Linked DNA regions of Homo sapiens: region 2 is linked to region 1. A link is a loop called in an ENCODE intact Hi-C map of the cell type or tissue named here. Cell type or tissue: ascending aorta. All regions are shown on one strand. Each heading gives the region's core, and the rest is flanking DNA. Links, peaks and the distances in the headings are about the cores only.

The links. Hi-C counts contacts between places; a loop is a spot of excess contacts. Peaks named below come from ENCODE experiments on the same cell type or tissue, not always from the same donor. Only the 100,000 strongest peaks of a DNase experiment are listed, where the experiment ranks them.
Region 2: a loop joins it to region 1, with 2.9 times the contacts of the local background. A loop is called at or near these places in 1 of 110 quality-filtered maps.

Annotation. Positions count from the first base shown.
Region 1 is chr17:12,728,283-12,734,250 of GRCh38, forward strand. All of the region lies in intron 5 of MYOCD (myocardin), which reads left to right. Among named protein-coding and RNA genes, the nearest start is that of MYOCD-AS1, 25 kb to the left of the region's middle. In ascending aorta, for the core only: no CTCF peak of the experiment used is centred there; DNase peaks (open chromatin) are centred at 1,059, 2,849 and 4,129; H3K27ac peaks cover 4,358 bases.
Region 2 is chr17:12,464,777-12,470,744 of GRCh38, forward strand. No RefSeq gene overlaps it. Among named protein-coding and RNA genes, the nearest start is that of LINC00670, 82 kb to the right of the region's middle. In ascending aorta, for the core only: no CTCF peak of the experiment used is centred there; no DNase peak of the experiment used is centred there.

The DNA of each region.
Region 1 (5,968 bases), core at 259-5,258:
CTTAGCTCCCACGAAAGTCGTATATTGTCCAGATGTCTGACTCCTGGCTTGAGTAAAACAGAACCCAGGCTGGCCTTCCCAGCTTTACCAACAGTAGAAGGGCCCAGGTTTTCAGCTCCAAAAGACAAGCATCTTCTCCTAAAGTGTTCTCACCTTTTCATGGGACTGGGCCAGTCTTCCCACCTGAGTCAGGTTTTTTTGTTGTTGTTTTTTTAAGACAGAGTTTCGCTCTTGTTGCCCAGGCTGGAGTGCAATGGCATGATTTCAGCTCACCGCAACCTCTGTCTCCCGGGTTCAAGTGATTCTCCTGCCTCAGCCTCCCAAGTAGCTGGAATTACAGGCATCCACCACCATGCCCAGCTAATTTTGTATTTTTAGTAGAGATGGGGTTTCTCCACATTGGTCAGGCTTGTCTCGAACTCCCCACCTCAGGTGATCCACCCGCCTTGGCCTCCCAAAGTGCTGAGATTACAGGCGTGAGCCACCGTGCCCAGCCAGTCTTTTTAAAAAAAGAACCCGTGATTTAGAATATATAGCCCCATTGTCAAACCTAAATTTGTTCTTTTTATCACCATGACCGTTTCATGTAGAAAGCAATAATTCAGCCCCTCCGGGGCTGGTCCAGAAGTCACCCATTTCTATCATTTACATTTATAAAAGATCCTGTGCTAGTCACTGCTCACCAATGTGCCCCACGCTTAGACTTCATAACAAAACCCTCCTATTCACTAAGAATCTAGTCATTCTTCAGAGACACCAAAAGTCTTCACCCTCTCTGATCGTTCATTTTGAAGGCAGCTAGATAATAACCATGGCCCTGAGTGAGATGGTAGGGCTGTTTGCTTTGGCATAAAAAAGAACATTTTGCTTTGGCATAACTTTCTCATGAACAAAATCTATCATTCCATCATGAGAAATAATTTCCAAAGAGTAAACCACCCTTGGGGTAAAGAAACACACTGAGGCATACGTGACAAATACTTTGCTGAGGATGGTTCTGGGAAAGAGTTGGGCAAGAGAATCAGGGAGCTGGGAGTGTTGGAGCGTGTGGGAGTGGCGGGAGGAAAGGGTGAGCGCTGAGAGAGAAAGGAAGTGCCTGGAGTCTGCCTCTGCCGCCCTGTGAAGTAAGGGCTTTGCCTCTGTGGAAGCCATCTCAGGCATCATTGAGAGGTGGGCAGGGCATGCCCAGGTGGGAGCTGAAGTTGGAGAGAGGCCTCTAGAAATCTGAGGGCAGCTTGAGGCTCTGGGAGGGGCTGAGGAGCATCCTGTCAAAGAGAAAAGGGAGACAGGATAAAGCACTTTTTTTTTTTTGAGATGGAGTTTTTGCTCTTGTCGCCCAGGCTGGAGTGCAATGGCGCGATCTCTGCTCACTGCAACCTCCCAGGTTCAAACAATTCTCCTGCCTCAGCCTTCCAAGTAGCTGGGATTACAGGTGCGTGGCACCACACCTGGCTAATTTTTGTATTTTTAGTAGAGATGGGGTTTCACCATGTTGGCAAGGCTGATCTCGAACTCCTGACCTCGTGATCTGCCCGCCTTGCCTAATGTTATTTTTCATCCCTAGAGGATTCACCTCAAGAGCAACGCAGGGCAGGTATTTACACAGGTTAACTGCTTTTCCTGACTTGTGTGGCCCTAGGATCAGGTGTATCAAAAGACATGAAGATCATCCTGGGCAGCATAGTGACACCTCATCTTTACAAAAAAATTTAAAATTAGCCAGGCATACTGGTGCATGCCTGTAGTCCTAGTTACTCGGGAGGCTGAGGCAGGAGGATCACTTGAACCCAGGAGTTTGAGGCTGCAGTAAGCTATGATCAAACCACTGCACACCAGCCTGGGTGACAGAGTGAGACCCTATCTCTCAAAAAAAGGAAAAAAAAGGCCAGGCGTGGTGGCTCATGCCTGCAATCCCAGCACTTTGGGAGGCTGAGCGGTGGTGGATCACCTGGGATCAGAAGTTCGAGACCAACCTGACCAACGTGGAGAAACCCCATCTCTACTAAAAATACAAAATTAGCTGGGCATGGTGACAGGCATCTGTAATCCCAGCTACTTGGGAGGCTGAGGCAGGAGAATCGCTTGAACCTGGGAGGTGGAAGTTGCAGTGAGCCAAGATCGCGTCACTGCACTCCAGCTTGGGCGATGAGCGAAACTCCATCTCAAAAAAAAAAAAAAAAAGACATAAGGCAAATTTCTAAAGTGCCAGGGATCTGAGTAAAAAAAATTAGTCATTCCAACATCTACCTATTATGCCATTTCCATAATAAAAGCATCTGATCGCTTTCCAGAGCAGTGAGTTCTGACTTTGGTTAGATAGTCCAATCAGTCTGTAGACTATGACATGCTAAATCTATGCAAATGTCTTTAGGCAACAGCTACACTGAAACTATAGCTACCTTTCTGTGTACGACTTTCTCCCTTAGGACACAAATTTTGCTTCAGTCTCTTCCAGGATGTCAGGAGGTAGTCTGTCCATGATTTAAAATAGCTTCTATTGCAGTGGACCGGGCCAGCTCACAGGTTGATAAGGAAGGAGGCGCATTTTCATATTCTACTTCATGGTTTCCTGCCCTTGGTGTGGGTCTTCACAGAAAGGTAACTAGGATTCCAATTATCTTGCTTTAATCTTGGCATTTTAAATGTTTATGCAAAGAAAGTACAGCTGACTCATTCATCTGATCACTTCCAAGAGGGAGAGGAGAGGCTCCGAGTCACCAGCCCAAGATCCCCAAGGGGCCAGTGCCCAGAGCCAGTCCTGCGAGCATAGCCAGAGGATGATGTCAGGGCTTCCCAAAGCAGGTCCTTGTCATCACAGCCCCGACGCGTCTGCAGGGACAATAGCCAGCACACCGCTCTCCATCAGCTCCCAGCCAGCCTCATGCTGGGGAAGATTGGAGCGGAGGCCCAGGGTCACACCACGGAGCCAGGAGACTTGGTCATTCCAGAGGCAGTCAGATAAGGTGACCTTTGTCCCTCTCTGCATGGGCTTGGCTTGAACCAGGAAGGAGAGGGAGTGGCATGCCAGCCTTTCCACCCACACTCCTCCTACTCTGAGGAAGGGCCGCCTTTGCTTTCCCAGAAGGAACCTCTCAGGACCAACCAGTTTTTCTGGTTCTGGAGTTGTGCTGACCTTTGCAAAGCTGACCAGAGGATAAACTGCCTCCCGGGTGGTCTGTTTATTTTTGATGATGTTAAACTTGAGACAAACAGATGCTCCTACCAAAAACAATAGCAACAATAGCAACAATAACAGCAAGAAATTATTAATCACTTACACGTCAGGAACTGGGCCCAGTGCTTTCCATATGTTATTACCTAATCCTCGAAACCCTGAAAGCTAGCTATTATGATGATGATTCCCATTTTATAGATGGGGAAACTGAGGCTCAGAGAGGTCAAATAACTTGCCAACTGTCACGCTATCCCTGAACTGGTAGAACCAAAAAGCAAACTCAAATGCGTCTGACTCCAGAACCCAGGGCCTTGTGGGCCACACCGAACACCACAGGAGGTGTTCATGCCAAAAGGAAGCCACTGCTATGTACTTACAGGAGCCCCTCCACTGTTAAGGTTTTTCCCATCAACAGCGACGAGCTAAGTCTATAGCTGTGTCTGGGCTCCCTGCCCTTTCCCTCATCTTCTGCCCTGGCAGTGGCAAATCTAAACCAGTCACTTGTAGCCCTGAAAGAGTGGTGATTGACAGGGGCCCCCATGGTGAGATCTTGTGGCCTGGACAGCGACCAGTGGTCCTCAGTGCAGCTGTCAGTATGTTCTAACTTGGCACATTGTGCTTTTTAGATACCGGAGAGGAGTCATATTTGGGGCCTTGGCACTCATCCTGGTTGTTTACGCAGGTGTAAACCCGTACGCGGGATGTAGTTCCATGCACTCATGGTTTCCTCATTTCATTGACTTAAGCAAGGGAGACTCCTACAAGCAATGTCTCTCCAGGGGTTGGCTCCTAAAATAGCCCTCTCCCCTGGCTGAAAGCACTTCTTTGTCATCCTCCCCAACCCAAGCATGCTAATGGCCACTCTATCATTTCTCGTCCACACGCCCCATCCTTTCATTGTCAGACGCGCCCCTCTCCCTTTCTGCTGTCCTGTCCACCGCTGACAGTCACTTCAGGCTCCATTCAATCCCACCTCCTCCGGGAGGCTTCTTGGACAACTTCGCATCGCTGTCTCCTCTCTGTAACCACCACCAGCACTCACCAGGCAGTCTGGCCCGTGACAGATTCTCTGATTGTGTCCCATCCAGATACAAGGATCTCCTTTCTCATGGTTTTCTGTCTCTTCTCTTAGCCATATCTTATCTGATCACACCTCAGCTTGTCTCTGCTCCTCTTAAAATGGGAAGGCTGGAGTTAAACGCAACAATTTAGGAATGCTCCGTCCAGCCCTGGGGAAAGGGGGATTGATTACCTACACCTTTATTCCAGATACTCAACTTCTAGACTTTTCGACATCATTCTTGTGCTTCGACCTGGGGTCACCAAATGCCAGGTGTCAGAGTGGAAAGGGCTGATTCACTGGTAGTAACTTCAGGGCTGCAACAATCTTTCCACCCCTTTACTGAGGCAAGTCCGAATTAAATTCATCGGGACTCTCCCTTCCCAGAATCTCCTGCCTTCTTTGTTCCTCAAAAGCAAGATGTCACAGTCAGTCCCTCAGATCTCAAAAATTCAGCTATTTTGTGGAATTCTGGAGACAGCCTTAGCATATGACCTATGTATACGAAGTAGGCTGGGCGCGGTGGCTCACGCCTATAATCCCAGCACTTTGGGAGGCTACAGCAGGTGGATCACGAGGTCAGGAGATCGAAACCATCCTGGCTAACACAGTGAAACCCTGTCTCTACTAAAAATACAAAAAATTAGCCAGATGTGGTGGCAGGTGCCTGTAGGACCAGCTACTTGGGAGGTTGAGACAGGAGAATTACTTGAACCCGGGAGGTGGAGGTTGCAGTGAGTCGAGATTGTGCCACTGCACTCCAGCCTGGGCAACAGAGCAAGACTCCATCTCAAAAAAAAAAAAACAACCAAATAGTAGAGATGTTGGTCATTTTCTGTGTTACCCCTGCCCTACCTATCCCCCAATCAACCAAGCAGGTTGATGATGTACCATAAACCATACAATGGCTTCACCTGCTGACTTCCAGGAAAGATGACTAATTCTGCCACCCCCTCTACCAGGTGAGTCTGAGATTCCAACGGCTGATACTGTGGTCCTAGTTCAGTCTCAAAATAACTGGGTAGACCTGACCTTACAATGTGTTCATTTATTAAAAAGAAATGAGAAGGCTGGGTGCAGTGGCTCACGCCTGTAATCCCAGCACTTTGGGAGGCCGAGGTGTGTGGATCACCTGAGGTCAGGAGTTCAAGACCAGCCTGGCTAACATGGTGAAACCCTGTCTCCACAAAAATACAAAAATTAGCTGGGCATGGTGGCGCATGCCTGTAGTCCCAGCTACTTGGGAGGCTGAGGCCAGAGAATCACTTAAACCTCGGAGGGGGAGTTTCAGTGAGTTGAGATCATGTCACTGCACTCCAGCCTGGGTGACAGAGCAAGACTCCGTCTCAAAAAAAAGAAAAAAGAAAAAAAGAAAGAAATGAGAAAATGTGCCCCCTTCCTGAACTATTATGAAGTCTAACAAAGTTAGCTGTTTTTGCTATTGCTGCCACTGCTAGGTAAACTACTCAGCCACCTGCTATTTTTATTATTTGCTCTCTCTCTACTTGAAACAATGAAATTAGGGTTTTGGGGTCATAAGAGGAGAAACCACCCTCTCTCCCCTTCTCTTAACATTTCCACCCATGTTAGAATATGTAGATTTTGCAATTTGGTTAATTTCCTCTAATTTGTACACATCTGGGAGGTGATACCCTGTGTGGAGAGAGGAGGAGTCTTTGTCATGAGAAGTATCAGATCAGAGAAGGTCCACATGCATTTAGACTGAAGGAAGT
Region 2 (5,968 bases), core at 322-5,321, 260 kb before region 1:
TCACTCCTGGTGTTATACATTTTGTGGGTTTGGACAAGTGCATAATATGTGTCTACAATTACAGTATCACAAAGAGTAGTTTCTCTGTCCTAAAAATCCTCTGTGCTGCACCTGTTTGACATCCTCACCCAACCCTTGGCAAGCACTGATCTTTTTACTTTCTCCATAGTTTTGCCTTTTCCAGAATATCATGTGGTTGGAATCATAAAATATTTAGTCTTTTCAGACTTTTTTTTTTTGTGAGACAGAGTCTCGCTCTGTCACCCAGACTGGAGTGCAATGATGGGATCTCGGCTCACTGCAACCTCTGTCTCCTGGGTTCAAGCAATTCTCCCTGCCTCAGCCTCCCAAGTAGCTGGGATTACAGGTGCCTGCCACCACACTTGGCTAATTTTTGTATTTTTTTTTTAGTAGAGATGGGATTTTGCCATGTTGGCCAGGCTGGTCTTGAACTCCTGACCTCAGGTGATCCACCTGCTTCGGCCTCCCAAAGTGCTGGGATTACAGGCATGAGCCACTGCGCCTGGCCCAGACTGACTTGTTTCACTTAGTAATATGCATTTAAGTTTCCACCATTTATTTCCATGGCTTGATAGCTGTTTTTTGTTTTTTTTTTTTGCACCGAATAATATTCCATTGTCTGGATGTGAGGTAAAAGGTGGGACTCGACTCTAGAGGTGAGGCTCAGACTGCAGACCAGATTGAGGACTAGCTGAAATGGAGGAAGCAAAAGCACCTCTCCATAAGACATGCCCACCAGTGCCACATCAGTTTATCATTGCTATGGCAACACCCAGAAGTTACCTCCCCTTTCCATGGCAATGACTTGATTATCTGGAAGTTATGCCCCTTTTTTTTCTGGAAATTTCTGCATAATAGACCCGTTAGTTTGCATGTAATTAAAAGTTGATATAAATCTGACTGCAGAGCTGCCCTTGAGCTGCTGCTCTTGATACACCATGTAGGGAGTGGTTCCTCTCTGTAGGAGCAGTCACGGAGCTATAACACTGCCACCTTAATAAAGCTGTTTCCTTCTACCATCAGCTTGTTCTTGAATTTTTGCCTAAGTGAAGCCAAGAACCCTCCAAGGCCAAGCCCCAATTTGGGAATTGCCTGCCATGCATCAAATGTTCCGCAGTTTATTTATCTAGTCACTTACTGAAGGACATATTGGTTGCTTTCAAGTTTTTGGCAATTGTGAATAAAGCTTCTATAAACATCCATGTACAGATTTTTGTGGAGACAGTGTTTTCACCTGGGTTGATAACAAGGAGCATGATTGTTGGGTTGTATGATATGAGTGTGTTTTGTTTAGTTTTGTAAGAAACTACCAAACTGTCTTCCAAAGTGGCTGTGCCATTTTACATTCTCACTAGAAGCAGATGGGAGTTTCTGTTATTCCACATCCTCACCAGCATTTGATGCTGTCAGTGTTTTGGATTTTGGCCATTCTAATATGTGCATATTTGTGTCTCATTGTTGTTTTAATTTGCAATCCCCTGATGACATGTTATGGAGTATCTTTTCATATGCTTACTTGCCACCTGTGTATCTTCTTTGGTCAGGTGTCTGTTTAGATCTTCTGCTCATTTTTCATTCAGGTTGTTTGTTTTCTTATTGTTGAGTTTTAAGAGATCTTTGTATATTTTATATGAGTCCTTTATTGGATGTGTCTTTTGCAAATATTTTCTCCCAGTCTGTGGCTTGTCTTTTCATTCTTTTGACAGTATCTTTTGCAGAGCAGAAATTGTTATTTTTCATAAAGTTCAGCTTATCAATTCTTCCTTTCATGGATATATATTCATTTTTAAAATGGGGATAGTATTACCTGATTTACATATCTCCTAGTTCTTTGTGTGATAGGTGTGGTATGAGGGTGCTTTCTTTCTTTTTTAAGAAATGTGGTGGTGGTCCACGTCTCTGTTCCATCAAATTCTATTAGCATGGTCATATTTTAGTCACTGAAATGTGACATATTAATCCAGGTGTAAGTTTCAAGAGGCAGCATGAACTCTTTATTTTCTGTCACAGATGCTGGCAATGTTCCATGGAGTAGATACTATATATCAGCCTGAGTCCCAGAGTAGGAATATCTTGGAACACAGCCCTTGGCCCTTCTACAATGGATACATAGCATGAGCAAGAAATAAACCCTCATCACTTTAGGCCACTGAGAATTTGAGGGGTTTTGTTATCTTAGCAAAACCCAGCCTATCCTGTCTGCTACAAAGAATCAGGAAGATATGATAACTTCAGATGATGTGGAGTGCTGTGAAGTAAGGGCATGAAATTGAGCTGACAAGTGAAGTGAGCTTGGGCCCATGTTGGCTAGATGAAGATCAAAACCCTCTGTAGTGGCTCCAACTCTTGCCACAAGATGTGAAGAAAAAAGAATGAGACTGGAGTCCTCTGGGGCACTGGCTCTAGATGCTGGTGCTATCCAGTAGGTTATCTAAGTGAACAGATAATGCTGAATTTCTTGGATGGTTTACAGTCTAATTTTTAGAGCATAACATAACATGGAAGTCAACTGGAACCAGAGGAAATTTTAGTAGAAATTCTGCTTTCTTCCTTTAGATATAAAATGGTTTTCATCTCAAGGAAGGTTATTTCCATTCCAATTAAGTAAAAGCAAGGAATCATGGCCTGAAAGTAGTATATTAATTATTTAAACCTTTGAGTAATTAATTTCTGATCCCAGGTCCCAAAGAGCTCATTGTGGGGCACTGCATTTCTGAGAATGATGAGAATGAGAAGGGAGAGCATATTTATTAAGCATATATTATGTACTAACTTTCATTCTAGGTTTTTACATGTATTGTCTCTTGCGTCTTGATATCAGAACTCTGAGTCTTAGGAAAACAAGATGCAAAGCAGTTAAACACTTGCTAAAAACTTTATCTAGTAAATGACAGAGGAGGATTCAAACCCAGGTCTAGGTGAACTCTAATTCTTCAGCTTTTTGCAGTATCCACTTCTCCTACTCCGTAAGTTGTTACTTAGGTCTAAAAAGTGAAGAAATTGAAATAGAAATTAGATCTACAGAGGCCCAGAGGAATGAATTATTACTTGAAGTTTTAAATAATTAATATACCACTTTTCTGAGCACTTTAAAAATTCTGAATCTAGGGGGTAGAGTTTGCTTCCCTGAAACCGAATGTTGGGCCTTGAAACAGTCCTCCAGCACGTTGCAGAGAAGCTACTGGCAAACTGAAGTGTGAGAATGAGGATGACAAATATGTGCATGGCTTTATGGTGGCTTTGCTGCAGGGTGCAAAGTTATCTTCTGTGACCTCTTTGGACCACACTGGATGATGAACACCCAAGCAAAGGTAAAACTGGCTCTCCTACTTGTCGGGCGACTATGTGTAATGGTGTTATTCAACAAAAAAGAGACTAGACTAAACTGCACTCACTCATCAGGATAATCATACAAACTTCTGCTAGACTTCTTGGACAATATGCCAGCAAGCATTCTTTGGGGTCAGGTTTGTTCAACAAAGTGTTGCCTGATTTAAAAAATAATAATAATAAAAGTAAGAGGGGAAAAAAAGGCCCTGCTGATAGTAAATTCATGTCTTAGGCCAATAAACACATTTGTTAACGTAAAATAACAACAATAAGGCAGACTCATAAGGCTAGAGCCTCTGAGTGGCCTTGTAACTTCTCAGTAATTGTGTAAAGGCTCATCAGTTCAGCTGAGGGCTGAGATAGAAACCAACAATCGCAAACACAAACCTCTTGGAAGAGCTTAAAGATTTAGCAATGGAACATCTCCAATTTTCCATCTTTTATTTAACTCCTTTGAACTCCCACTAATTTCCAGGCAACACTTGGAATTCCATTTTTAGCTTTGCCTTTTGAATTATTATTTTTTTCCCCTTGGTGTGGTGCAAATCTGCGTAGGAAGATGGTCTTTCTGTTTCATCAATTTTTTTTTCTTGATTGTTGAGGAATGTTCATTGCCAGAATGATTTAAAAATAGAGACTAATTTGAAGAAGAAAATAAAAGTGATCTGTAATCCCACCATTCAGAGACAAGCGCTATTAAGGTTTTGGTATATTTCCAGCTGGGAATTTTTTTTTTTTTCTAAATGTGTGTGTACTTTTTTTTTTTTTTTTAAACGTGACTGACAATATGCTACTTAGAGAGTTTCTTGTGGAGGAGGAAGTCAGGAGCACAGGCTTTGTGTCGCTTGGGCCTGCGTGCAGAGCCTGGCTCTGTCACTTAGTGACTTGTGGGACACAGGACAAGCCATAAGGATCTGTTAGCTCAATAGTGTCTTGACTACTAATTGCTTATAGGTATATTGAAGGGTAAATGATAAAATAAATGTAAAGCCTTTAAAAAAGGTCGCTGGAATTTACTGAACACTGAATAAATGTTAGCTATTACCATCATTTCATTTTTGCCCTTAATGGCCTGTTATGAAACTTTCCCATTAAAGCTTTTTTTCACAATCATGATTTTTTTTTCTTTCTTTGAGACAGAGTCTCCCTCTTTCGCCCAGGCTGGAGTGTAGTGACGCGATCTCGGCTCACTGCAACCTCCGCCTCCTGGGTTCAAGCAATTCTCTGCCTCAGCCTCCCGAGTAGCTGGGATTACAGGCAACTGCCACCATGCCCGGCTAATTTTTGTATTTTTAGTAGAGACAGGGTTTCACTATCTTGGCCAGGCTGGTCTCGAACTCCTGACCTCGTGATCCACCTGCCTCGGCCTCCCAAAGTGCTGGGATTACAGGTGTGAGCCACTGTGCCTGGCCCTGCAATCATGATTTTTAATGGCTGCATTAAATTATATTTTGTAGATATACTAGAAGTTAATTATTCGTCTCTTATTGAATATATATATTTGGCTTCTGTATATCATGTTGCAATGAAGATCTTAATAGACCAATCTTACTTTGGTGTACTATTTCTTATGTTCCTAAGATTGTTTCTTGTGAGTGGAATAACAGGGTAAGAAGAGTGTTACCATTTCAAAGTTCTTAATACATATGGAAAAGTTGTACTTATTTGCATTCTCACCAGGACTGTGTTAGCAGGTTCACATTCACTGTGAGGGTCAACCTTGAGTATTTTCACGCAACCCTATTAATATTTTTACCTTAAACTCCAGACTACATGTTAAATAACCTTTGCATTTTGTACATTTTTATCGTTTTAAAGGAGGTTGTATTTAATTTGCAATTACATTTATTTAGTTAAATTTTGAAATCACATTTATTTGGGTGAATCATTGCTTTTGACAGACAACATCCAATCTTTTGTACTCTGATTTTACCAATGTCTTAGTTTGGTTTTGCTGCTGTTAAAAAAAAAAATACCCGAGACTGGATAATTTATAAAGAACATAAATTTATTACTCACAGTTTTGGAGGCTGGGAACTTCAAGGTCAAGGTGCCAGCAGGTTTGGTGTCTTGTGAGGACACCTCTCTGCTTCCAGGATGGCGCCTCGTTCTGTCTCCTGCAGAGGGGATGAACGCTGTGTCCTCATATGGACTCACCACTTCAAGACCTTTTATAAGATGCTAATCCCATCCATGAGGGCAGAGCCCTCGAGCCTTAATCGCTTCCTTAAGGCCCCACCTCTTACTACTCTAACATTGGTGATCAAGTTTCAATTCAGTATGAATTTGCGAGGACACATTGAGACCACTGCAACCACACTAGGATCTTTAATTTTCTTTGTCACTCAGTCAGAACATGTTAAACTATCGTGGGGTTTTTTTTTTTTTTCAAATAAAGTTCCGGGATGGTAAGATTTCCTAAGTACCTTGTTTTTGTTTTGTTTTTTTCACACATGAGAGGCAACTTGACTTGACGTAAAATTCTTGAGTTAAAACCACCAAAAATGATTTGCCTCTAACATGCCACATTATATGGTAGAATGAGAAAATGTATAAACAAACAGTTGCTTTTTCTCCCCAAGAGCTAACAGAATTCATACAACTCTAGAACAGGGCT